Regions from separate parts of the Homo sapiens genome. Here all the other regions are linked to region 6. Evidence: chromatin loops called from intact Hi-C (ENCODE). Cell type or tissue: endothelial cell of umbilical vein. All regions are shown on one strand. Region 1 has its middle 77 kb from the start of VGLL4. Region 2 overlaps TAMM41 (TAM41 mitochondrial translocator assembly and maintenance homolog). Region 3 overlaps ATG7 (autophagy related 7). Region 4 overlaps ATG7 (autophagy related 7). Region 5 overlaps ATG7 (autophagy related 7). Region 6 overlaps VGLL4 (vestigial like family member 4).

The links. Hi-C counts contacts between places; a loop is a spot of excess contacts. Peaks named below come from ENCODE experiments on the same cell type or tissue, not always from the same donor. Only the 100,000 strongest peaks of a DNase experiment are listed, where the experiment ranks them.
Region 1: a loop joins it to region 6, with 2.9 times the contacts of the local background. A loop is called at or near these places in 6 of 110 quality-filtered maps.
Region 2: a loop joins it to region 6, with 2.6 times the contacts of the local background. A loop is called at or near these places in 3 of 110 quality-filtered maps.
Region 3: it touches region 6 in a loop (6-fold over the local background); 7 of 110 quality-filtered maps call a loop at or near these places.
Region 4: it touches region 6 in a loop (3-fold over the local background); 6 of 110 quality-filtered maps call a loop at or near these places.
Region 5: it touches region 6 in a loop (7-fold over the local background); 3 of 110 quality-filtered maps call a loop at or near these places.

Annotation. Positions count from the first base shown.
Region 1 is chr3:11,718,939-11,722,938 of GRCh38, forward strand. It overlaps a transcript of VGLL4 not described here and a transcript of TAMM41 not described here. Among named protein-coding and RNA genes, the nearest start is that of VGLL4, 77 kb to the left of the region's middle. RefSeq lists silencers at 120-1,039, 1,280-1,649. In endothelial cell of umbilical vein, no CTCF peak of the experiment used is centred here; DNase peaks (open chromatin) are centred at 743 and 1,783; H3K4me3 peaks cover 2,228 bases; H3K27ac peaks cover 938 bases.
Region 2 is chr3:11,801,946-11,805,945 of GRCh38, forward strand. The region is part of intron 7 of TAMM41 (TAM41 mitochondrial translocator assembly and maintenance homolog); the gene reads right to left. Among named protein-coding and RNA genes, the nearest start is that of TAMM41, 43 kb to the right of the region's middle. In endothelial cell of umbilical vein, a CTCF peak has its summit at 2,250 (motif pointing left); a DNase peak (open chromatin) is centred at 2,236.
Region 3 is chr3:11,512,693-11,516,692 of GRCh38, forward strand. All of the region lies in intron 20 of ATG7 (autophagy related 7), which reads left to right. Among named protein-coding and RNA genes, the nearest start is that of VGLL4, 130 kb to the right of the region's middle. In endothelial cell of umbilical vein, no CTCF peak of the experiment used is centred here; a DNase peak (open chromatin) is centred at 1,719; H3K27ac peaks cover 2,033 bases.
Region 4 is chr3:11,476,866-11,480,865 of GRCh38, forward strand. The region is part of intron 20 of ATG7 (autophagy related 7); the gene reads left to right. Among named protein-coding and RNA genes, the nearest start is that of VGLL4, 170 kb to the right of the region's middle. RefSeq lists an enhancer at 3,559-4,000. In endothelial cell of umbilical vein, no CTCF peak of the experiment used is centred here; DNase peaks (open chromatin) are centred at 186, 936 and 1,856; H3K4me3 peaks cover 795 bases; H3K27ac peaks cover 2,860 bases.
Region 5 is chr3:11,494,356-11,498,355 of GRCh38, forward strand. The region is part of intron 20 of ATG7 (autophagy related 7); the gene reads left to right. Among named protein-coding and RNA genes, the nearest start is that of VGLL4, 150 kb to the right of the region's middle. In endothelial cell of umbilical vein, no CTCF peak of the experiment used is centred here; a DNase peak (open chromatin) is centred at 1,886; H3K27ac peaks cover 2,989 bases.
Region 6 is chr3:11,566,940-11,570,939 of GRCh38, forward strand. The region is part of intron 2 of VGLL4 (vestigial like family member 4); the gene reads right to left. It also overlaps a transcript of ATG7 not described here. Among named protein-coding and RNA genes, the nearest start is that of VGLL4, 75 kb to the right of the region's middle. In endothelial cell of umbilical vein, no CTCF peak of the experiment used is centred here; DNase peaks (open chromatin) are centred at 1,392 and 1,762; H3K4me3 peaks cover 544 bases; H3K27ac peaks cover 4,000 bases.

The DNA.
Region 1 (4,000 bases), 150 kb after region 6:
TAGCCCCAGCAAGCACTGTCTTCATAACCTAAGACAGTTAAATGTCTCAGGGTGATGAATCAAAGGAGACTTCAAGCAAAACAAAAAGCGAACAGCCCTGTGCTCTTCCGCGAGGCCTGCACTGGGTGCAGGGAGAGTGTGCAGTCCTGTTTTGGGGACCGGGCAGGAAGCACAGGAAGAGTACGGTGCCCCTTCCCGCAGTCCACATCACAGCCCTCCCTGAGGCCGGCGGGGACCGCGGGGTGCCAGGCGCGGGCCTCCTCGCCCGCCCCGAGCCTCCGACTCCCAGGACGTCCTCCGGGAGCCTAGGCGCTTCCGCTCCCACCGGCGCCTCCCGAGCGGCCCGGCAAGGACCCGCCACCTCCTCCCTCCCGCAGGGCATCCCGGTTCTGCTCCGACAGCCCACCCCAAGGCCCCTCTCAGGCCAGCCCTCGCCCAGCCCGGGTCCCGCCCCGCCGACCGGGTCAACCGCACTCACCGCCCGGCGGCTCTGGGCGCGCCCGCCTGGGGCCGGCCTGGCCCTGCGGGGGACCCAGGGGCGGGGACGGGACCTGGGCACGCGGGGCGCACCCCGAGGGCGCGCAGACGCACAGGCGGGCTCGCGCCCGAGCCCCCGCACGGGCCCCCGCCAAACACGCACACGCACACGCACGCGCGGACCGGGCCGGCGGACGGGAGCGCGGGAGCGCGAGGAATCCCTGGAATGAGGCACCGGCCAACCTGAGCCGGGCTCCGCCAGGCCAGCCAGGCCACGCCCTCGGTCACGCCCCTCACGGAGCAGGTGGGGGCTGAGCCAGGTGAGCCGGGAGGGAGATAGGGGCGAGGCCTCCCGCGGCAGGGAGAGGCCGCTTTCCCTCCCCCGCCAGCTGCGCGCCCGGTGCCAGCTCGCACCTCCCGGGCCGATGCCGGCGCGCTGGGGCAGTGAGGTTTGTCGGGGCGGGCGCTCCCGAGAGGCGCCAGCGGGCAGGGCGAGTGGACATGGCGCACACTGCTGTGGACACGGCATCTCGCACGCCCCCGCCCCCGAGGCCCCGCCAGGGGACACAGCGCCGTGCAAATGTACAAACACAAACGCACATTTCGTGCGCGCCCAGGTGCCCGCCGCGCTCCCCACGCGCGCACAGTAGGTCCCTGCTCCCGGGGGACAGCGCACGGGACGCCGACGTTCACAGTCCAACCAGACCCGTCCCGCGGACCTGCTGCCCTTCCCGCCACACACACCCCGCCAAGCGCCCGGAGTTCAGCCGAACCTGCGGCACCCACGCCGCCCTCCGCTTCCCCCGGCTCGCGAGCAGCCGGATAAGGGCGCACCACCCGCCCGCGCCGGTTCGCCGTCCACACCCGCTCACCCCCGGAACGCGGCGCACCTTCCGTCCCCCGCCTCCCGGGCCCCGTCGCCCCCTCTCGGCACCCGCATGCCCGAGCCGCGCTCCCCGACGGCCGACGGCCACGCACCTGAAGGGACAGGTCACACCGGCTGCGGGAGGGGCTGCTCGGCGCCACTGCGCTCAGAACGGCCGCGGCGGTCCCGGGCGCTCCGACGCCGCTGGGTTTCCTCCCATTACAGCATGTTGCACTCCAGCGCTGCACTTCACACTCGCACACGCGCACACGCACACGCGCACAACTCCAGGCGCTCGGCGGCGTCCTTCCCCCGCCTCGCCCGGAGGAGGAAGTCCTAGTAAATCAAAACAGGCTGGGAGGGAGGGAGATCGGAGTGGAAAGAGTCCCCTTCAGCCGCTCACACACCAGTGTTTGCTGTGTTTGGCAAACTCCTGGCGTCCACAACCCGGACTGCTCTGAAATGTGCCCGGGGAGGGGCAGGGAGGAGGAGGTAAAACGTTTCTAATTGGCGCAGGTTCTTATATTACAGCAGCAGGGCAGACATGTGACCACGAAAAGAAAAGGCCTGTCTTTAATTTTTTCCTGTCTTTCTCTGGGGATTTGGTGGTGGGGGGCCGGGGGATAGAGGCCTGATACCCGCCCCCCGCCATCCCCAGCAACCCTTGCCCTGTTGTTTTCTTGTACTGCCACAATTAAGAAAACATTTGCTTAACATATCCAGCGGCTAACTTCATAAAATAAATAGAGACTGGACTTCCTCTGGTTTGCTTTAAAAGGCTTCATGTTGCTTGCCTTCTGGCTGTTCTCAAACCTCAGTCATTATTAGGAGCCCCTACCGTAAGGGCTTTCCCTGGGAGAGGGCTCTGCTGAAAGGGAATGATAACAATGAAAACAAATACCAGCTTACATTCGTGCTGGAAAAAAAAAATGCTTTGCAGTTTTCAAACTGTTTTCCCATCTGTTGCCTCATCTGATCATATCAAGGAACAGCACGGTGTCTCACTGGATCTTAGCCCCTGTTGGATATGCAAAGACAGGTATGCGTAGTTCCATGTTTCAGTGAGATTAAATGGTTTACCTAAAGCAGGTGGAGGTGTTGCCCGAAACTTGGGGCCCCTTGTGAAATGTACTCTCCTCCAGTCCATACAGGGCCTCTGGAGATGGGACAACCCAACTTACAAGTCAACCTAGGAATAGGTCCCCTGGCTTTCCTGATTCCTGGATAAATATTCACAGATTAAAGCTCGGAAGGTTCCCAGTCTTCCCAAAGGTACTCTTACATAGACTCCGTTTTAGTCCATCAGTAGTCTCGGACTAGGAAAAGAGAAATCCTGAGAAAGACTGTAAATAGGAGATTCATCCTGCCAAACTCAGACAGGGAATGAGGAAGGAATGAGGACTGCCTGGGCAGATTCCAGGAAATATGGTAAGACAGAAAAAGGGTTTTAGATTCAGACAGAATTTGAATCCAAACTCCGCCTCTATTTGTTATAGGATTTGGGGCAAGTTATCAAACCTCAGTTTTCTCATCCGTAAAACAGAGATAATGCTTCTTCGAAGAGCCGGTGTGGGGTTACAGGCTTCGCAGAGACGTTTAATGAATACTCACATCTTCCTTCTCTTCTGACTTAAATCCAGTCCAGGTGGGCACCTTATGAACAGAGGAAAATGAAATGCCCAGACAACGCAAATGAATAATGATAACAATAATAGTGCAACTGCATATTTATAAAAATGGCCCAAGGTTTACAAAGTGTTCCCACGTATTATTATCTCATTTGATCTTTATGACAACATTGCCATTTGTTTGCTGCTAAATGATTTCCATTTTGGGTCAGTGCGGAGGTCCTAAAGCTGCCTCTTTAATTTCCATCACTGCTTGGAGCGAACCTTACTCTGCAAATAAATCATGGGGACAGAAGACCTTTTCTCATGGATGTGACCAGTCTTCGACCTTTGCAAGGATTAATCTCACTCTTTGCCTTACATCAGCATTAGCGTGACTTAGCTCTGGCAACATCTAAGCCTGGTCGTTTTAGTCTGGCTCTTTTAGTTGTGCAAAGGAGAGACACACTCAAGTTACTGTAAGAAAAAGGGGGGTTGTTGTAAAGGTCTAGGGGGACTGGAAGTGGAACGTGGCAGACACATAGAATATTATACAGTAACCTAAATTAAAATGACTTACAGTGACCTCAACAATACAGATGCATCTTGACAATGTTAACTGAAAAAATTAAGTCCCAAAAGATTACATACAGCATAATACTCTATTTGTAATGTTAAAAATAAAATTAAAAATAATTTTAGTGGTACATATATCTGCAATAAAATGATATAAAAAATAAGTCAGGGCCAGCCTGGCCAACATGGCAAAGCCCATCTCTAGTAAAAATACAAAAAAAAAATGGTCAGGCGTGGTGGCTCACACCTGTAATCCCAGCACTTTGGGAGGCCAAGGTGGGCGAATCACGAGGTCAGGAGTTCAAGTCCAGGCTGGCCAACATGGTGAAACCCCGTCTCTACTAAAAATACAAAAATTAGCCAGATGTGGTGGCACGCTGCTATAATCCCAGCTACTCAGCAGGCTGAGTCAGGAGAATTGTTTGAACCCGGGAGGCTGCAGTGAGCCGAGATCATGCCATTGCAGTCCAGTCTG
Region 2 (4,000 bases), 240 kb after region 6:
TGCAGTGGCTCATGCCTGTAATCCCTGCACTTTGGGAGGCTGAGGCTGGCGGATCGAGATTCTAGGAGTTCAAGACCAGCCAGGGCAATGTGGCAAAATCTCACCTTGACAAAAAATACAAAAGTTAGCCAGGCATGGTAGTGTGCACTGTAGTCCCACCTACTTGAAAGGCTGAGGTGGGAGGATTGCTTAAGCCTGGGAGGCAAATATTCTAGTAAGCCATGATTGTGCCACTGCACCGTGTAGCCTGAGTGATAGAGCCAGACCCTGACTCAAAAAACAAAAAAGAAAAGTTGGTTCTTTGAAAGATACACAAAATTGATAAACCACTAGCTAAGACTAAGAAGACAAGAGAGATACAAATAAACAAGATACAAGACAAGAAGAGATACAAATAAACACAATCAGAAATGAAAAAGGAGACATTACAACTGATACCACAGACATACAGAAGATCATCAGAGACTATTATAAACAACTAGATGTCCACAAACTAGAAAACCCAGAGGAAACTGATAAATTCATGGAAACATAATCTTCAAGATTGAACCAGGAAGAAACAGAGTATCTGAAAAGATCAGTAATGTAGTAGCAAGACTGAATCACTAATAAAAATCTCCCAAGAACAAAAAGAAGCCCAGGACCTGATGGAGTCACAGCTGAACTCTACCAAACACAGAAAGAATGAATACCAATCCTTCTGAAACTATTCTAAAAAGATCAAGGAGGGAATTCTCCCTAACTCATTCTATGAGGCCGCTATCACCTTGGTACCAAACAGACAAGGACACAACACCACCAAAAAAGAAAATTATAGACCAATATCCCTGATGAACACAGACACAAAAATCCTCAACAAAATACTAGCAAATTAAATCCAACAGCACATCAAAAAGAGAATACATTATGATCAGGTGGGATTTATCCCAGGGATGCAAGGATGGTTCAATATATACAAATCAATAAATGTGATACATCACATAAACAGAATTAAGGACAAAAACCACATGATTGTCTAAATAGATGCAGAAAAAGCATTCAATAGCCTGGGCACAGTGACTTATACCTGTAATCCCAGCACTTTGGGAGGCCAAGGTGGGCAGATCACTTGAGATCAGGAATTCAAGGCCAGCCTGGCCAACATGGTGAAACTCCGATTTTACTAAAAATACAAAAATTAGCCAGGCATGGTGATGCATGCCTGTAGTCCCAGCTACTCGGGAGGCTGAGGCAGTAGAATTGCTTGAACCCAGGAGGCAGAGGTTGCTGCGAGCTGAGATTGCACCACTGCACTCTAGCCTGGGTGACAGAGATTCCGTCTCCAGCTACTCAGGAGGCTGAAGGGGGAGAATCGCTTGAAACCAGGAGGTGGAGGTTGCAGTGAGGTGAGATCGCGCCACTATACTCCAGCCTGAGCAACAGAGTGAGGCAGTTGCTCTGTCTCACAAAAAAAAACAAAAAACAAAAAACAGATGTTGGTGCAGATGTGGAGAAAAGGGAATGCTTATACACTGTTGAAGGGAATCTAAATTAGTATAGCCTTTATGGGAAACAGTATGGAGATTTCTTAAAGACCTAAAAATAGAATTAACCTTTGATCTAGCAATCCCATTACTATGTATACATCCAAAAGGAAAGAAATCATTATATCAAAAACAAAAACAAAAAAAACCACTCGTATGTTTACTGCAGCACTAGTCACAATAGCAATGATATGGAATTAACCAAAGTGTCCATCAATGGAGGACTGGATAACAAAAATGTGTATATATCTACATCTATATCTCACCTTGAATACTACTTAGCCATAACAAAGAATGAAATAATGTCTTTTGCAGCAAGATGGATAGAACTGGAGGCCACGTGTATAAGTGAAATAACTCAGAAACAGAAATTCAAGTATCACATGTTCTCACTTTAAGTGGGAGCTAAACAATGTGTATGCATGAGCATACAGAATAGAATGACACTGGTGACTATAAAAAGTGTGAGGGTGGGAGGAGATGAGGGTTGGAAAATTACCTATTGGGTACAATATTCACTATTTGGGTGATGATGGGTACACTAAAAGCCCAGACTTCACCATGTAAGAAAAATGCACTTGTATTCCTTAAACGTTTTAAAAATTAAAAAGAAAAAAAAGTGAAGGGGAAGCAAGCAGTAAGCACTCAGGGGAAGCAGCATCAGCACTCCAGGGCCACAAGGACAGCTGAGCTGTGGGTTCTGTGATCAACTGCCCTCTGCTGGTGAGTAGAAATAATGAGTGGAAAGAGGACCAAAGGCTCATTTCAGGTTGAAGGTGTCAAGAAGATCTTTTTCAGCCTTTTATTAGAGAAAAATTCAAACTTAAATAACAGACAGAAGAGTATAAAACAGCCCCATGCATCTTTACCTAGCTTTGACAATATATCAGCTCATGGCCAATCTTGTGTCATCTACCCATTACCCACTGCCCTCTGCCATGTTTTATTTTGAAGCAAATCCCAGACAACATATCATTGCATCTGGAATTATTTTAGTATGCATCTCTAAAAGAAAGGGAATTTTTTAAAAAGCTCCATAACACCACCATTGTCACAACTGAAAAATAATTAACAATAATTCTAATAATTCCAATAATTCCTTATAGCATGGGACGCCAACAACAAAACAAATCATTAAGCCTCACCCAAGGAGGATCATGGCAAGGGAAAGGCAATCATGCAAAATTCAGATTAACAGCATGAATCACCCAAACAAACAAAAGTACCTCATCTTCAGTCTTGCCAGAGTAAACTAGCAGGAACATAGATTAAATGAATATCTTAACTGGAAATGCAAAGCCATGCACCCAAATGGTAGGAAAATCTTTAGTTCAGCAGATGTGACACAAGTGCTACTAAGTCTTTGTTGAAACTTTTATACAATGTTTTTATTATTATAATTTTTTTTTTTTTTGAGACAGGGTCTCACTCTGTCACCCAGACTGAAGTGCAGTGGTGCGTTCTTAGCTCAATGCCGCCTCGACTTCCTGGGCTCAGGACTACGGGCGCGCACCACCACGCCCAGCCCTTTTTTTTTTTTTTTTTTTTTTTTTTTTGAGACGAAGTCTCACTCTCGCCCAGGCCAGAGGCAGTGGCACAATCTTGGCTCACTGCAACTTCCGCCTCCCAGGTTCAAGCAATTCTCCTGCCTCAGCCGCTCAAAGGTGGGACTACAGGCATGTGCCACCACGCCCAGCTAATTTTTTGTATTTTAGTAGAGACGGGGTTTCACCATGTTGCCCAGGCTGGTCTCAAACCCCTGAGCTCGGGCAATCTGCCTGTCTCGGCCTCCCAAAGTACTAGGATTACAGGCATGAGTCACCACATCCAGCCTATTTTTTCTATTTTTTTAGAGACAGGGTTCCACCATGTTGCCCAGGCTGATCTCAAACTCCAGGACTCAAGTGATCCTCCTGCCTTGGCCTCCCAAAGTGCTGGGATTATAGGTGTGAGCCACCGCATCTGGCCTATTTTTGTTATTTTTAAAGAGACAGGGTCTTGCTGTGTTGCCCAGACTGGTCTTGAACTCTTGAGCCCAAGCAATCCTCCCGCCCTGGCCTCCCAAAGTGCTGGGATTATAAGTGTGAGCCACCATGCCTGGCCTTGTTGAATCTTTCCAGTGATTCAGGAGGGCAACACGGTCCTTGAGGGCCAAATGCTCAGAGGAGTATCCAAGCAGCTGGGCTATGAGACACTGAGAGGTGTGACCATACCAGCTCCCCAGCAATCTCAAACCCAGGGATTAGAATTAGGTTGAAAGATCACTCCCCTTTTTGGGCTACCTCTGTGCTATTTCTCCCTCTCTTGCAAATTTCTGTTAGCATGTCTCTTTTCCCTTCTAAATTATACGCCTCTGCAAGTCAGTATAGCATTTGATATGGTTTGGCTCTGTGTTCCCACCCAAATCTTACCCTGAATTGTAATAATCCCCACGTCGTGGGAGGGACCTGGTGGGAGGTAATTGAATCACGAAGGCA
Region 3 (4,000 bases), 54 kb before region 6:
GTGTGGACCCAAAGAGTGAGCAGTAGCAAGATTTATTGCAAAGAGCTAAAGAACAAAGCTTCCATAGTGTGGAAGGGGACCTGAGCGGGTTGCCATTGCTGGCTCGGGCAGCCTGCTTTTATTCTCTTACCTGGCCCCACCCACATCCTGCTGATTGGTCCATTTTACAGAGAGCTGATTGGTCCATTTTACAGAGAGCTGATTGGTGCGTTTACAATCCCTGAGCTAGACACAAAAGTTCTCCAAGTCCCCACTAGATTAGCTAGATACAGAGTGTGGACACAAAGGTTCTCCAAGTCCCCACCAGAGTAGCTAGATACAGAGTGTCAATTGGTGCATTCCCAAATCCTGAGCTAGACACAGGGTGCTGATTGGTGTGTTTACAAACCTTGAGCTAGATACAGAGTGCCGATTGGTGTATTTACAATCCCCTAGCTAGACATAAAGGTTCTCCAAGTCCCCACCAGACTCAGGAGCCCAGCTGGCTTCACCCAGTGGATCCCGCACCGGGGCTGCAGGTGGAGCTGCCTGCCAGTCCTGCGCCGTGCGTCTGCACTCCTCAGCCCTTGGGTGGTGGATGAGACTGGGCGCCGTGGAGCAGGGGGCGGTGCTCGTTGGGGAGGCTCGGGCTGCACAGGAGCCCACGGGAGGCAGAGGCTCAGGCATGGTGGGCTGCAGGTCCTGAGCCCTGCCCCGCGGGGAGGCAGCTAAGGCCCAGGGAGAAATTGAGCGCAGCACCAGTGGGCCAGCACTGCTGGGGGACCCAGCGCACCCTCTGCAGCCGCTGGCCTGGGTGCTAAGCCCCTCATTGCCTGGGGCTGGCAGGGCCAGCCGGCCGCTCCCAGTGCGGGGCCTGCCAAGCCCACGCCCACCCGGAACTCCAGCTGGCCCACAAGTGTGGCGTGCAGCCCCAGTTCCTGCTCCCGCCTCTCCCTCCACACCTCCCTGCAAGCTGAGGGAGCCAGCTCCAACCTTGGCCAGCCCAGAAAGGGGCTCCCACAGTGCAGCAGTGGGCTGAAGGGCCCCTCAAGTGCCGCCAAAGTGGGAGCCCAGGCAGAGGAGGCGCTGAGAGTGAGCGAGGGCTGCGAGGGCTGCCAGCATGCTGTCACCTCTCACTTGGAGTGCTTTATGAAACGTAGAGAGCATAACAACAGCAAGAATATCGTAGCTGCTGTCTTATGAACATCTACTGTGTACCAGGCACTGGGTTTCTTTTTTTGAGGCAGCATCTTGCTGTGTCACCACTATGCAGTCTTGATCTCCCACGCTCAAGCAGTCCTCTCACCTCAGCCTCCCAAGTAGCTAGAAGAACTACAGCTACTCATGTGCCACTATGCCAAGCTAATTTTTTTTTGGTTTTTTAGTAGAGACAAGGTCTCAGCCACTGTGTTTAGTTTAACACATGACTGTCTCATCTAATCCTGATAAATACCCTTGAAAATATTAACACCGCTCTTTTATAGGTAAGGAAAGTCAGGCTCAAAAAGATGAAGTAAGTGGCCCAGGATGACAAACGAAGGAAAGTGGTTGAGTCAAGATTGGAATCTGGCCAGTGTGACTTTTAGACCCATGTTCTCATCTACTAAGCAAACTGTTTTCCTTCCCATAATCAGGATTTGCAAGAGAAGCATAATTAACTTTGAAGATGGGCGTTTGCAATTCATTTTCTTGGGATGCCCATCTGACCTTCCCTTTTCAGATCAGCAGGCAGTTTCCTGTGCTTAGGACTCATTCCCCTCTGCAGAAGGAACTCTGGTGATTTTCCCACCGGGAGAGGGAGACATGAGATGTGGCTTCCTGTTCCAGGAAATACCGCCCAGTCTTTTTACCCACCCTCAGCCACCCCATGCACTATGTTAGTCATAGTCAGTGCATGGCGCTAGCCAGCTCTATGGTGATTCTGCCGGGTAAGCCACTAGCTGTTGAGATGACCAAAGCTCAGAAAGTGCTTGCTGCATTTCTGTTTCTGTTGTTGACAGTGGCCTGATATGCATAGCATACTTACATAGCTCCACTTTTCAGAGCCTCTGGCAGGTACAAATTAATCAATCCCCTGGCACAGCACAGTGCTAACCACAAGGAGAAAAGAAAGAGAAGTATGTTCCACGCAGGAGAAACTGCCAAGTTGCCAAGTGCATCTGGTCTAGGTTTTTTTTTTTTTTTTTGGAGAGAGAGTCTCGCTCTGTCACCCAGGCTGGAGTGCAGTGGCATGATCTCAGCTCACTGCAACCTCCACCTACCAGGTTCAAGTGATTCTCCTGCCTCAGCTTCCTGAGTAGCTGGGATTACAGGTGCGCACCACCACACCCAGCTAAATTTTGTGTTTTTAGTAGAGACAGGGTTTCACCATGTTGGTCAGGCTAGTCTCGACCTCCTTACCTGGTGATCTGCCCTCCTCAGCCTACCAAAGTGCTGGGATTACAGGCATGAGCCACCGCGCCTGGCCTAGGTTTTAAAATGCTTCGTTCCTGAGAAGATCTGATAGAAGTTGAATTTTAGTTTTAATTCAAGAAAAGGGACACTATAACACTTAGCCACTTTTCAGTGTGTTCATGTCTCAACTGAGAGGTGGTGTCGGTGTTTCTACTCACTGTGTCTCTTGCGCGTGTGTGTGTATGTATGTATTTTTGAGACAGAGTCTCGCTCTGTTGCCTAGGCTGGAGTGCAGTGGCACGATCTTGGCTCACTGCAACCTCCACCTCCCCGGTTCAAGCGATTGTCCTGCCTCAGCCACCTGAGTAGCTGGGATTACAGGCCCGTGCCACCACGCCCAGCAAATTTTTGTATTTTTAGTAGAGACGGGGTTTTGCTGTGTTGGCCAGGCTGGTCTTGAACTCCTGATTACAGGTGGGATTACAGGCAGGAACCACCCCGCCCAGCCTCAAGTGTATATTGACAAGACATTGTCCCAGGGGTAATGACAGAATTGAAAATGGTGACATGGGGCAGTGGGCTGCACGGCCACATGTATACATTAAGCCTCATAGAACTGTTCTCTCTTTCTCTCTCTCTCATACACATACACATCAGTTTTATCACATGTGAATTTTTAAAATATTTTAAGTAAGATGGACCCTTTTCCTCAAAGAGTGTAGGTACAGTTTAATGGGGGATAAGACAATGAATTCTCTTGCTGGGCTAAAGACAGTCTAAACCACAAGAGAAGTTGAAAAAAGCAGTGCTGTGGGGCTTGAAGCCAGCATGAGACACTGCTGGCCACGGGAAGTCTCAGCCTTGATGGTTGGGTAGTGTGTGCTGAAGATCAGAAAGTTTGTGGAAGGGCAGGGTAGAGGCATGGGGGAAGGACATACGTTTTGGGAACAGCTCACATTCCTTTTTAAAAAAAAAAAAAAACAAAAAAACATAGGACATAGTTCCTAAGCTGATGTTTGTTGAGCACCAACTCTGTACCAACTGCTATGTTAGTTTCTGGGGACTCTGAGATGGAAAGAATGCATCCCCAACTCATCAGGGAAGATATACAGATGGCAAATAAACACATGAAAAGATGTTCCAATAGCATTAGGAGATATACCTAATGCTAAATGACTAGTTAATGGGTGCAGCACACCAACATGGCACATGTATACATATGTAACAAACCTGCACGTTGTGCACATGTACCCTAAAACTTAAAGTATAATAATAATAAAATTAAAAAAAAAAAGATGTTCCACATCATATGCCCATTCAAATGACTAGATACCATGTAAACACCTACTAGAATGGCCAAAATGCAAAACACTGACAACACCGAATGGTAGTGAGAATGTGGAGCAACAGAAACTCTCATTCATTGCTGGTGGGAATGCAAAATGGCACAGCCACTTAAAACTAAACACACTCTTACTGTGTGATCCAGCAATTGCACTCCTTGAGATTTACCCGAATTAGTTGATAATAGGTCCACACAAAAACCTGCACTTGATGGTTATAGCAGCTTTATTCATAATTGCCAAAACTTAGAAGCAACCGAGATGTCCTTCAGTAGGTGAATGGA
Region 4 (4,000 bases), 90 kb before region 6:
TTGTTTAATGTTGAGCATCTGGATTAAAGGCTTCTTTTAATCTTAAATACAGATTATGGCCCTCTTTCCCTTTAAGCAAACTGCCATAAAACCCTGGCACCTTTCCAGTTTTCCTTATTAAAGCCCTCTTTATTACAGTGTTTTCCGATGGCAGTCATTAAATGATTGTTATGCACAATGGGCACTTGATTATAATTATTTAACTGGCAATCAGTTATTGCAGCAATTTGGTGGTGTAATTAAAAGGGAGCATGTTTGTACCTGCCAGCATCTTTGAGATCTTCGGCTCTGGATGAAGCAGGAGAGGCAGAACATAAACAAATGGACGGAAGAATCAAGCACTTCTGTGAATGGAATCTTTTATTCCTCGCCCATCTGATTCTTGGCTGCTTTGTTCCATAAGGTAGATGAACAATGATGATAAAATAAAATGTAAATAAGAATTTTTGTGCTACAAACTCCTGAATCGATAAATACGTTCAGTAATGAATGTAAGTTTCTCCATGTGCTGTGAAATGCTAAATGGATAGAAGTGTATTTATATAATTCTATTTCTTTTAAACACAAGCATCAGCATGTTTTCTCCCTCTAATTTATAAATGTCAGCACTTATTTCTTGATATATAAATTGATACAGGATGCCACAAACAAAAAGTTGCCGCAAAAGATAAGGGCGTTTGTTAGACACAGCTGGAAAGCTTTTTAGTCACTATAGAAGTTAGCAGGAATGTGATTCCAAAGTTAAGATGGCCCTCCTGAGTTATTCAGAACTCTTTCAGTTGTAAGTTGCAAATTTTAACCAACCTGAACAAGGGGGAATTTTTTTGCTTATGTAGTTGGAATGTTACTGGAACTACTCATAGGATTACAGGAAGAACTGCAGGAACCAGGACTCAGGGCTAGGAACTGGGAATCAGTACAGCCTAGACGCATTCTCTGTCCATGTCTCAGCTGAGCTTGCCTGTGTTTGGCTTCATTCTGAGAATAGTCTTACAGCTTATTTCTCCCTGTGGCAGGAAACAGGCCTGATATCAGTAGCCCCAGACTCCCATCTTCTTAGCTTAACTCCAGTGGAAAGCAGTCTCTATCTTCTACCTTTCATAAGTCAGTCTCGGGAAAGGATTCTGATTGCCCCTACTTGGCTCATATACCCATCCCTGGACTAATTCCTGTTGCCGAGTAAATAGCACAGTATGATTATCCTGCCTGGATCCCATGTAATACCTGTGGGTAGGGCAAGGAAGTTGGAGTCCTGTGACCGACAGTCTTGTTAGAGACATTATTAGTATGACCCCATCGGTGGTAGCTAATGACTGAGAAAAACATGGTGATTATTTTCAAAAATGAGTATGAAAATCTAAAGTATCCAAACTTAAAAAAAATTATTTAAATGTTTTCCCAGAATGAATCTCTATCTCTCTTTTAGAAACATCCCATTTTGTAAGACCAAGGTATGAAAGTATTCATCTGAGTTTCAAATGATTGCCTAATCTTACCTGTAATCATTATTGAGAACCAAACACCCATTAATGGTGTGGTCTAAGGACAAGGTCCTGAAGAGATGAGACTGGCGCATATTAAAGATGCCTGCTATGATGATGTGGCTGTCATGGCTACATTATCATGAGGGATTTGGAATCTGGGGTTCCAGAGAGCACGTTTTTAGCCACTATCTCTGACTATTAAATCACTTACAACAGCTTTGGATAATAAAATTCTCTGTTTCTCTCTTGGTTTGGTTCCATATTAGAATCTGCAAGTGCAAAGGCAAAACAGTCAGCAAAACAGCAGACTTAAATAGAAAAAAGCCCCAAAAGGAAAGGAAAACAATTGAAAATTTAAAAGAAAAACACCCCCACCCCCAAACATGATCTAATCAGTCTTCCTTATGGAGAAGTTATGAATCATCCTACTTAGCAAATAAGACAATTGAATGTGCAAGCCCAAACTTGAATTAAAGTTATTCTCAACTTCCTGTTTCTCTTATTAACATGCATTTATTATTTAATAAGTATTTATGTATATAATTGAGATATTTAAGCTCTGGGTAACTTAAGTGGCTGTAGAGTACTACCTGAACACACAAGGAGAAATAAACTTTGAATATGTGCCTGTATATTTACAACACACACACACACACACACACACACACACACACACACACACACACACACAATTTTTTACTTTGTGGATACTGGCCACCACTTGAAGAGTTTCTTGGGAATCTAATCTTCTCAATGGCAGGCTCCAGCATTGCCTTTGCCAGTAGTTTAGTTCATATGGACTTGATGCCAATTTTCTTTTCACATATATGAAATAACAGTTTGGCACATAGTAAATAAAACAGTGATTCCACAGAGAAGACTGGCACCTTTCAAAAAGTGAATTGGGCAGGTTCAGAGCTAATTTTTTCTTTAGGTGAACTGAGTTTAAATTAAATGTTGCAAGAGATTACCATATTTGTGTGAATTTCAAGAAGTCAAAGGCCGTGGCAATAAAGTATTTTCATTTTATAGAGTTTTTCTTGGAAAGGCCACACACCATATGACAGCAGAGTGCTTAAAACCCAGAGCCTGGTGCCAGCACAAAATCCAAACATCGTAAAGTTACTTCCAAAGCCCAGATATTGACCGATCCCCTCTCTTGGAGCAGTGCATCTTTCAACTAGTCCAAGTCCACCAGCCCAGAATCACCCTCCCAGCCTCAGATTTCAAGTTGGAAGCCCAAAGTAAGGCATGTTTTCTAAAAAGGAAAGGAAAAGCTATTGGATAGCAATTGTCAAGAGTCAAAAAATAAATAAATAAAAATAAGAATAAAATAAAATCATCCCCAATGGAGGAGCTTTAGCAAAAGAAAAGGGAGACATGCCATTGGTCACTGCTGCATGTATGCATTGTCCCTCGGTTGGTTTTTAATAAACCCAGCTAACCTCCCTCCACCAAATTGCCTGTATCTCTCCTTCTCCACTTAGGGCTGTGTACCATTACTAGAATATGAAATAGTGATTTGAAGGGGTCATTTGTTCAGGTTTTCCAGGCTTCTGCACTGCCTGCCCTGGAATCAATTTTTTTTTTTTTTTTGAGATGGAGTCTCCCTCTGTCGCCCAGGCTGGAGTGCAGTGGCACAATCTCGGCTTACTGCAAGTCCCGTCTCTGGGGTTCACGACATTCTCCTGCCTCAGCCTCCCAAGTAGCTGGGACTACAGGTGCCCGCCACCATGCTCAGCTAATTTTTTTTTTGTATTTTTAGTAGAGACGGGGTTTCACTGTGTTAGCCAGCATGGTCTCGATCTCCTGACCTCGAGATCCACCTGCCTTGGCCTCCCAAAGTGCTGGGATTACAGGCATGAGCCACCGCACCCGGCCTGGAATCAATTTTTAAAACCTGTCTGGGTGTGGGTGGCTTATGCCTGTAATGCCAGCACTTTGGGAGGCTGAGGTGGGAAGATCGCTTGAGGCCAGAAGGAGTTCAAGACCAGCTGGGCAACACAGCAAGACCCTGTCTCTACAAAAACATTTAAGATTGGCTGGGCGTGGTTGTGCATGCCTATAGTCCCAGGTATTTGGGAGGCTGAGGTGGGAGGATTGCTTGAGAGCATTATTGGGAGGGGGTGCGATGGTTTGCGGCAGGGGGCCGAGGCTGTAGTGAGCCATGATCACATGACTGCCCTCCAGCCTGGGCAACAAAGTATGAGACCCTGTTTCAAGAAACAGACAAAAAAACCTTACAATCTGTGCTCACTGGTTTCCTCGACTTCACCTAAAGGGTATCTGGGAAGGTTCTGCCTCCCCTCTGGGCTGGGAATGTATGCAGAAGACTTCTTTGAAAGCTTTGCTCACAAGGACTTGAAACCCAGGCTTCTCAGTGAATTTCCATAACAATTCACTGCCAAGTCACACAAATCTGTCAAGGAAGGCTTTCCTGGGAGAGCGAGGAGGGCCTATCCACTGGGTGACAGCTCGGCAAGTAGCCTCCAGTCCTGGCCGGCTGGGCCTCTCTT
Region 5 (4,000 bases), 73 kb before region 6:
GCTCCTTGATACCATCTGGGTAGGCCTGATGGTTGGTTTTCTGAGAAGGGAACTCAGATTAAGACAAATGTAACTTTAAGTTTGAAAACTGGGAGAGTCCATTTCTGTGTTAATTCAAAAGAAATCATAAACATCGGTTCTATGGGACAGCTGGGCCGGTTTCAATGGGCTGTTCTGTATGTGAGGCAGGTGCCCTAGAAGGCAAAGCTAGGATTAGGAAGAAGTTATAGGAAATAGTCTTTGGTTCCATTTGGCAAAGTCCTTTTTCATCACTTTAAGCTGTTGAGCAGAGCAGAATAGATCATCTCTTGATGGAACACAGATATGGAGGACTCACATTTATGGAGGTTGTGTCAGATACTAGTCATAGGGCTTTGGCAGCCATTTGTCAGAGGTGTTGAGGAGGGGACTCATGCACTCTGTAAAGGCTTGAACAGGCCAGGCATGGTGGCTCACACCAGTAATCCCAGCACTTTGAGAGGCCAAGGTGAGTGGATCACGAGGTCAGGAGTTCGAGACCAGCCTGACCAACATGGTGAAACCCCGTCTGTACTAAAAATACAAAAATTAGCTGGGCATGGTGGTGCACACCTGTAATCCCAGCTACTCGGGAGGCTGAGGCAGGAGAATCGCTTGAACCTGGGAGGTGGAGGTTGCAGTGAGCCGAGATTGCACCACTGCACTCCAGCCTGGGTGACAGAGCAAGAGCAAGGCTCCGTCTCAGAAAAAAAAAAGGCTTGAACAGATGTTCTCTAAGGCCCTGTCCAAACCTGACAGTCTATGACTGCTTATGTGCTCATGTAATCAAAGCAGACAGGGCAGGCTCAGTTGGGTACGTGGCTTAGACTCCCCAGGGAAGGAGGCAGGGATTGTCATGGACCTTGAAGTATGGACAGAATTAAGGATCATGGGATGAATGATGAATAAAAGCTGGACAGTAGGAAATGGAGATTGGGGCTTCCTGCTACAGGTAGTAGTGTACTGCTAAAGCTTTACCGGGTGAGGGATAAAGTGTCTCATCCTGAGGAGAGATGAGGCACTGAAATCCATGGACACCCTTGCTCTCAAGTGGTCTCATACAAGGAGACAGGCTGGCAGAGACCCCCAGACATCTTGATAATGCCAGCAACTCCCTGCGCTGTTGGTCAATAGAGAGAGGGTGCCCAGACCAAGCCACTGACTAGTTGTGCTCCAGAAGGGTGCAGGCAGTTTCCTAACGACTGGAAAAAGACAAACTGTTTAGGAGATGAGGAATTAGACTTAATGATCCACCTATGGCCGTATTTGAGGTTTCACATTTCTCCTAATGCTGTCTTTAAAACTCCTGAAGCTGTAAGTCAGTCATGACTGATGGCCATCATTCTAACAGCCGTGGATATCACCAAGTTTCTATTTTGCCGTGTTTCATAAATGTGGTTCTAGAGAACTCTAGCTTTGTTCTAGCCACTAGCACACATTTTCAAGTTTTATTTAACTTCCCACATTCTCCCTTTATTTTCTCTTAATGGAATGGCCAACAGCAAGATGCAAAATATATATAATGGATGTTAACGCAGTTCATGTGCACCGTAAGGACTTATACTATATTGTGTCATTTTCATAGGCGCGTCACGCTAGCATTTCCAGGCACTTTCCACATGGTAGCCCTATGACGTAAGTAAATTTGGGCATGCTCCCTGCATCACAGATGAGGAGGCTAAAGCAGGAGAGTTTAAGTGACACAGTGAGAGTGGGTACACAAGTACAGAGAATAGCCCATTCCGTGAGAGGAAAGGCCATTAAAAGGAGGACGTTATCGCTCTTTAACTAAAAAAAACATCCACAGAGAAAGGGTTTGGCATTGGCAAGGCCAAGTTAAACAGGATGCAGCATTCTCTCCAAGCGTTTCCACTGCTATGCAGCCTCTCCTCACACCGGTGCTTTTGGGTCACTTCCTAATCCCTGAATGGGTTCGCTGACCTGTAAGGAGCAGTGGGAGGTGGAGATTGCTTGCATAAACTCATTGAGGGAAGTGATCCTGCAAGTTTCCCAAGGATAAGAGAATGTTTTCCCTCCCTCCCTTCCTTTCTACTCTCCCTCCTCCCCTACTCTTGAAACAACCCTATCCCACCTACCATAGCACAAGCTGTAATACCAAGTTGCTCTTCTCTGAGGGCTGCTGAGGCTGGGACTTTGTGTCCTCGCTGGACCAGTGCATTAGGGACTATCAAAGAGATTACAATAGCCAAGGGCCATTTAAAGAAACCAGAGAATGCCTGCATGACTCTTCATGAAACCTTGACATTTAATAATCCCATCACAGGAGGGGTCCCAAATACTGTCTCATTTGATCTTGTTGTACCCTGTTTGAGTAAAGAATTGAGAGTGTTTTATGGGCTAATTCTGTGGGATGTATTATCATACTTTCTGAAGCTGGAAAAGAAAAATAAAGCTGTTAATACTTGGATCTAAAATAAACAAAAATCCATAGGCCTTTCCTTATGTCATGTCTTTTTATTATTTTTTATTTTATTTTATTTTTTGAGATGGAGTCTCGCTCTGTCACCCAGGCTGGAGTGCAGTGGTGTGATCTCGGCTCACTGCAACCTCTGTTTCAAGTGATTCTCCTGCCTCAGCCTCCTGAGGAGCTGGGATTACAGGCGTGCACCACCATGCCCAGCTAATTTTTGTATTTTAGTAGAGACGGGGTTTCACCGTGTTGGCCAGGCTGGTCTCAAACTCATCAACTCAAGTGATCCGCTTGCCTCGGCCTCCCAAAGTGCTGGGATTACAGGAGTGAGCCCCCACGCCCAGCCCCTAATGTCATTTCTGATGAAACCTTTATTGTATATTTCTCATGTTTGTAATTATTTCAGTTTCAAAATATGTTATTCTGGCCAGGCACAGTGGCTCATGCCTGTAATCCCAGTGCTTTGGGAGGCCAAGGTGGGTGGATCACTTGAGGTCAGGAGTTTGAGGCCAGCCTGGTCAACATAGTGAAACCCCGTCTGTACTAAAAATACTATATATATATATATATATATATATATATATATATTTAGCCAGGCATGGTGGTGGGTGCCTGTAATACCAGCTACTCAGGAGGCAGGAGAATTGCTTGAACCTGGGAGGTGGAGTTTGCAGTGAACCAAGATCACACCACTGCACTCCAGCCTGGGTGACAGAGCGAGACTCCACCAAAAAAAAAAAAAAAAAAAAAATTCTGTCCCCCTATTTCCCCTGATTTTCCGTAGTCTTTACCCTATCTCACTTGGATGTTATTCTATCTTAATGCAACTCGTACAGTGCTTGTCTAGTCCCTCGAGATACAAAGCAGATCAGTTACTTAATTTTCATTTTAAATGTTGTTTGTGAGCCGTTGTTGAAGGGCAACTTTGGTACACGAGGCTGGTTTTAGTTTCCCATGTCTCTGCCAATATTCCCATCTGCTGTATACATTCACTGCTATTATAATAATAATAGTTTACAGGAGCCCAGATTATGATATTTTAATAATATAGAGCCCTTTGTTGACATAAATGGTTCACGAAAGTTGAAATGAAATATTAAAGCCACAATTTTGGTTCTACTTATCATTGCATGGAAAAGACTGGACCTGACTCGTCGGGTAGACGTGAGCCTTCTTTGGAGATTTAATATTTCTTTGCATCACAAGTCATTGAGTCCTCATTTTAAGAGTGATGTTGAGGGCTAGGACCCTCTTTGGTGGTCAAATTAGAATTCAACCCCAGTTAAATCCTGACTCTCAATCCAGTATTCTTCCTCCTATTCCATGAAATCCCTGCATATATACACACATATACATACATACATACATATGTACATAACCCACCTCTTTCTCTAGAATTGAGGCTGTAGTCTCCAAACAGAATTTCCAAAAATTTGATTCCAGTGTGCCCCTATTAGAATTCCAAAACAGCAATCTTCCCAGCACAATCAAGGGACACAATTCCTGCTATCTGGGATGATATTTTTGGCAGCTTTGCAGTGCAGTCCCCTG
Region 6 (4,000 bases):
GTGGAGTGGAACTGTGGGTGGGCAGAATCATGGAGAGCTGGAGGGCTGAGGAGTCAACTGGAGGCGCATTCAAGCCTTTAGATGGACCCTGCGGCCCAGTCGGTGAGCTGCTAAGGGCTGAGCAGGAGAAGCACCAGAGGGGGCCTGAGTGCAGCCTCGGCTGTGATGTTGTGATGTCATTCTGCGCCATCTCCAGCAGGGGCACGCGCTCAGCTTAGTGACCCGAGGCGTTCCGAGCCTCGGCGTCCCCATGTAACCATGTGGTCACAGTAAGATCCACCCAGAGGACTCTAAATGGGGGACAAACAGCACACAAACAAAAACAATCAGAGCGGCGCAGTGCAGCCCTCAGTGAGCGCCAAGAGAACCCTGTCAGCCCTAAACCGAGTATATTGATTATAGGGTGATTAGCTGTACAGGACCCAGTATTCGTTTATGGGGTTTTTTTCTTCCCCTTTATTTTCTGGCTGATGATACAGAATATCTTAAAAGCAATTAAGGATTAAATGTTCAGCCCATTAAGACAATCATGGAAGAGAATGTTCTGGCAGAGTCTAGATAGTAGGTTCCATCCACGCCACACACATCCTGGCGATTTTCAAAACGTTAAAATACTAAAAACCTTAATACTGAAACCAGCCTGTCCATAATGTCATCTGTCTGTGGCGATTCAGAAGACAGCACAGGTTTCTGCAATGAATGCCTCAAGGGTTATGATCCCAGACACCGATGTCACCAGAAGACCTTCCGCGGAACGGACGTCAGGCCAAGCAGTCCTGAGATCTGCTGGCTTCTACCTAAACGGGACTTGGTTCCTGAATACTCAGTTCATCAGTGTCACCACACATCCTCATCTTCAGTGTCCCGCTCCCTTCTAAATTCAGATAAAGATACAATTTTATTGTTAACAACATGAGTGAATGGCTTCTCTCCACCCCAGGTGATGCTTCCACGGGCCACTTCATGAAGTGCATAGACCTGGGGGCTCATGTCCCAGATTCAGGAGAGCCTCAGACACAGTCTGCCTCCGAATTTAGACGTCTGTTTACTCAACCAGCGCTAGTTAAGTCCCTGTTCTGTGGAGGTTCCAGAACTGCAGGGTTACAGCCCTGCCTTCTCATGGGCTTACAATCTAGCAGGGACAGAAAGGCCCGGGAGGGGCTGCAGCTCCCAAGTGACAGCTCTGGATCCGGGCAAGGATAAAGACACCCCCGGGTGGCATGGAGGAGCAGACTAAAGGTCAGGCGTCTGCCCATGTCCAAAGCCAAAGTCGTGGTACATAAGGCACTGCCCACCCCTCGCACCTTATGTCCTAGGGGCACGGCACAGTCACGCAGATGACTCAGCTGCGCCTTAGGAAATCCAAGCATGACTATGAGACCACATCACAGAGGAAAGGGGTGCCAGGGCCGCCAGCTGCCAGGGCAGAGGTAAGGACGGGGCAGCCCTGCACCTAAATCTGCCATCTATGCTCCCACAGCCCCACTGTGCGCCCACCCTACGCAGGGCAGCAGGGAGAAGGGGACTTCCAGGCCCACTAACTGGAAAGACAGTCCGTGGAACACAGCACAGTGGGCACTATGGGTCAGACAAAGACACTGAAAACAGCGAGAAAAGGCCTGGAGAACTGGCTGGTTAATTTTAGTAAAATTATACATTACTCACATTTCCAGCTCATTTTCCTGGTTCCCGGAGCTTCAAGACAGACATTGTTTTCCAGGCCCCGCTCGCCCGGATGAATCACCTCCCGGCCACTGCTTCCCAGGCGTCATGTGCTCCCGGGGACGGCAGAAAACCGCACGCATCCTGCCCGGGAGATGGAAGTCGCCTCCGCTCCTGGTCAGGACTGTGCCCGAGAGAGCCCACGGCATCCCCGCGAACACCCAAAGGACTCTGAGTGGCTCCGTGCCAGGCCTATCAGAGCCGCTGAGGCTGCACGGCACCCGGCCCCGCCCCGGGCCTCATCCCCATCCTAGGCGGGCACTTCCACTGCCAGCTGCCCACGGAGAGAAAGATGGAAAGAGGAGGGAGGGAAAGAGAGGCCTACAACACCATCATCCAGGACAGAGCTTTCTGAGTACTGAAAGCCACACGCTCTCTAAGCTAAGAAACCAAGAATGTCCATAACATCTGGGGAAAAGTAAACCAGATTCCAAGCAGTGACATTGAAAGAATCCATCACGTGAAAGAAGTGCACTGCGTCTATTTGATACTCATTAAAATGAGTTTCCCACCCTCCAACAAACGTGCTTTGGGATGCTTAGCCCTTAGCCCCATCACCTGACGTTCTGAGCCTGCGCTGGGCTTCATTCACCGTGGACTGCCACAAGCTACACTGATCTGAGTCTGAGTTCCTCTGCCTGGGGAGGGGGTATGGGTACAAGACATTTTGAGGATACATTCTGGGGTCCCCAAAGGCCCCTGAGCACCATGGCATGGCAGGTGCTCCCACCCAGTGAAAGAGATGAGGCCCAGGGCAGCCTTGGGCCCTGGCCTCCCAAAAACCAACATCCTGAGGCGGCAAAGCAGCCCGTCCCCATGCCAGGCGTTGCCTGGCAGGAGTAGAATGAAGGCTATGCAGAGACATCCCCCAAGCACCAGAGTCCAGGTGGAGACAAGAGATTCAAAGGAGGAGGGGCCGGCACAGGGCCAGTGAGTGGGCCGGGACACAGCCCCATCTCCAGCCCTTTCGTCCTCTCTCTCCCACCGCAGCAGTTACAGGAGAATCCGACATCTGAGAACTGGCAGGACAGCCAGTCGTTCACACAGTCTTAACACATCATAATGAGACTGCTGGCTGGGCATGGTGACGTGCACCTGTGGTCCCAGCTACTTGGAGGCTGAAGTGGGAGGATCACCTGGGCCCAGGAGGTGGAGGCTACAGTGAGCCATGGTCACGCCACTGCACTTTAGCCTGGGTGACAGAGCAAGACCCTGTCTTTAAATAAATAAGATTGCTAGCACATCTTTAATCTTAAAAAGCTTCCTCAGAAAACAGACTTAATGCCACTGAAGGGTGCCCTGAAACCTGGTTAAAGTGGTCAGCTGTATGCTCTGCTAATTTACTACAGCTTTTTAAATAATAAAATTTTACCTGAATAATATAGACAGAACTTCCTCCCAACCTTTACCTGCTGCCCCCTGGGGTTTCTGATGTGCACAGGGCAGGTCAGCACCATCCCAGTTTTACAGAAGAGATGACCAAGGTGGAGAAGATGAAGGCTTTGCCTAGACATGCTGCCCACCACAGACACCGGCCCTGTGGCATCAGCCGCTCAGGGTCGTCACACCAGGCCCACCAAGAGACTCTCCATCACCTCGCAGCTCCATCCCAAGCTGCCAGGAGGCCTTTCCGACCCACCAGCACCATTTCCACCCACCTTCCTGCCCCAACTGCAGAGACACAGGAAAGGAGCAGTGCGGAGATGCCGGCCACCAAGGTCTGTCCCCGGACAGTCCTGCCACGCTGGCTTTCTCAGTCAGTAAGCTTCTGAAGCACAGCTCCCAGGGGACCCCGGTCCCTGGCTGGACCGTGCACTCCCGGGAAGGCTGACACTGCAGCCCCCACGCCCTAATCTCCTTGGCTCCGCACGGGTGACCACATACCAGATGTTCTAATAACTGTCCATAGAGTAAATAAATCATTAAGGTACACATAGTATGTGTGAGTCCAGTTAACAGCGTTTGTGGCAAATGACAAGGGAGTTAAGGAGATTTCAGAGAAAATGACTGGTGGCAAAGACTTTTTTCTGAAAAAGCAAAATTTAAGGAACATTTAAATGTTGGGCATAAACAGTGGTGAGATGTCTTCTCCCTTTTAGTCCCTTCCTCCAACTTCTGTTGTCCTCCTCACCTCCTCCCTGCTTCTAAATGTCCCCGAGCTCATCCAAAGCACCCCACAACACACACACAGGAGTGAACTCATCACCGTGGCTTCTCTCCCCTTGTGAGTGGGAGAATTCACTGCTTCCCAGTGAGCAACAAGGTGCCTGGGTGTGTC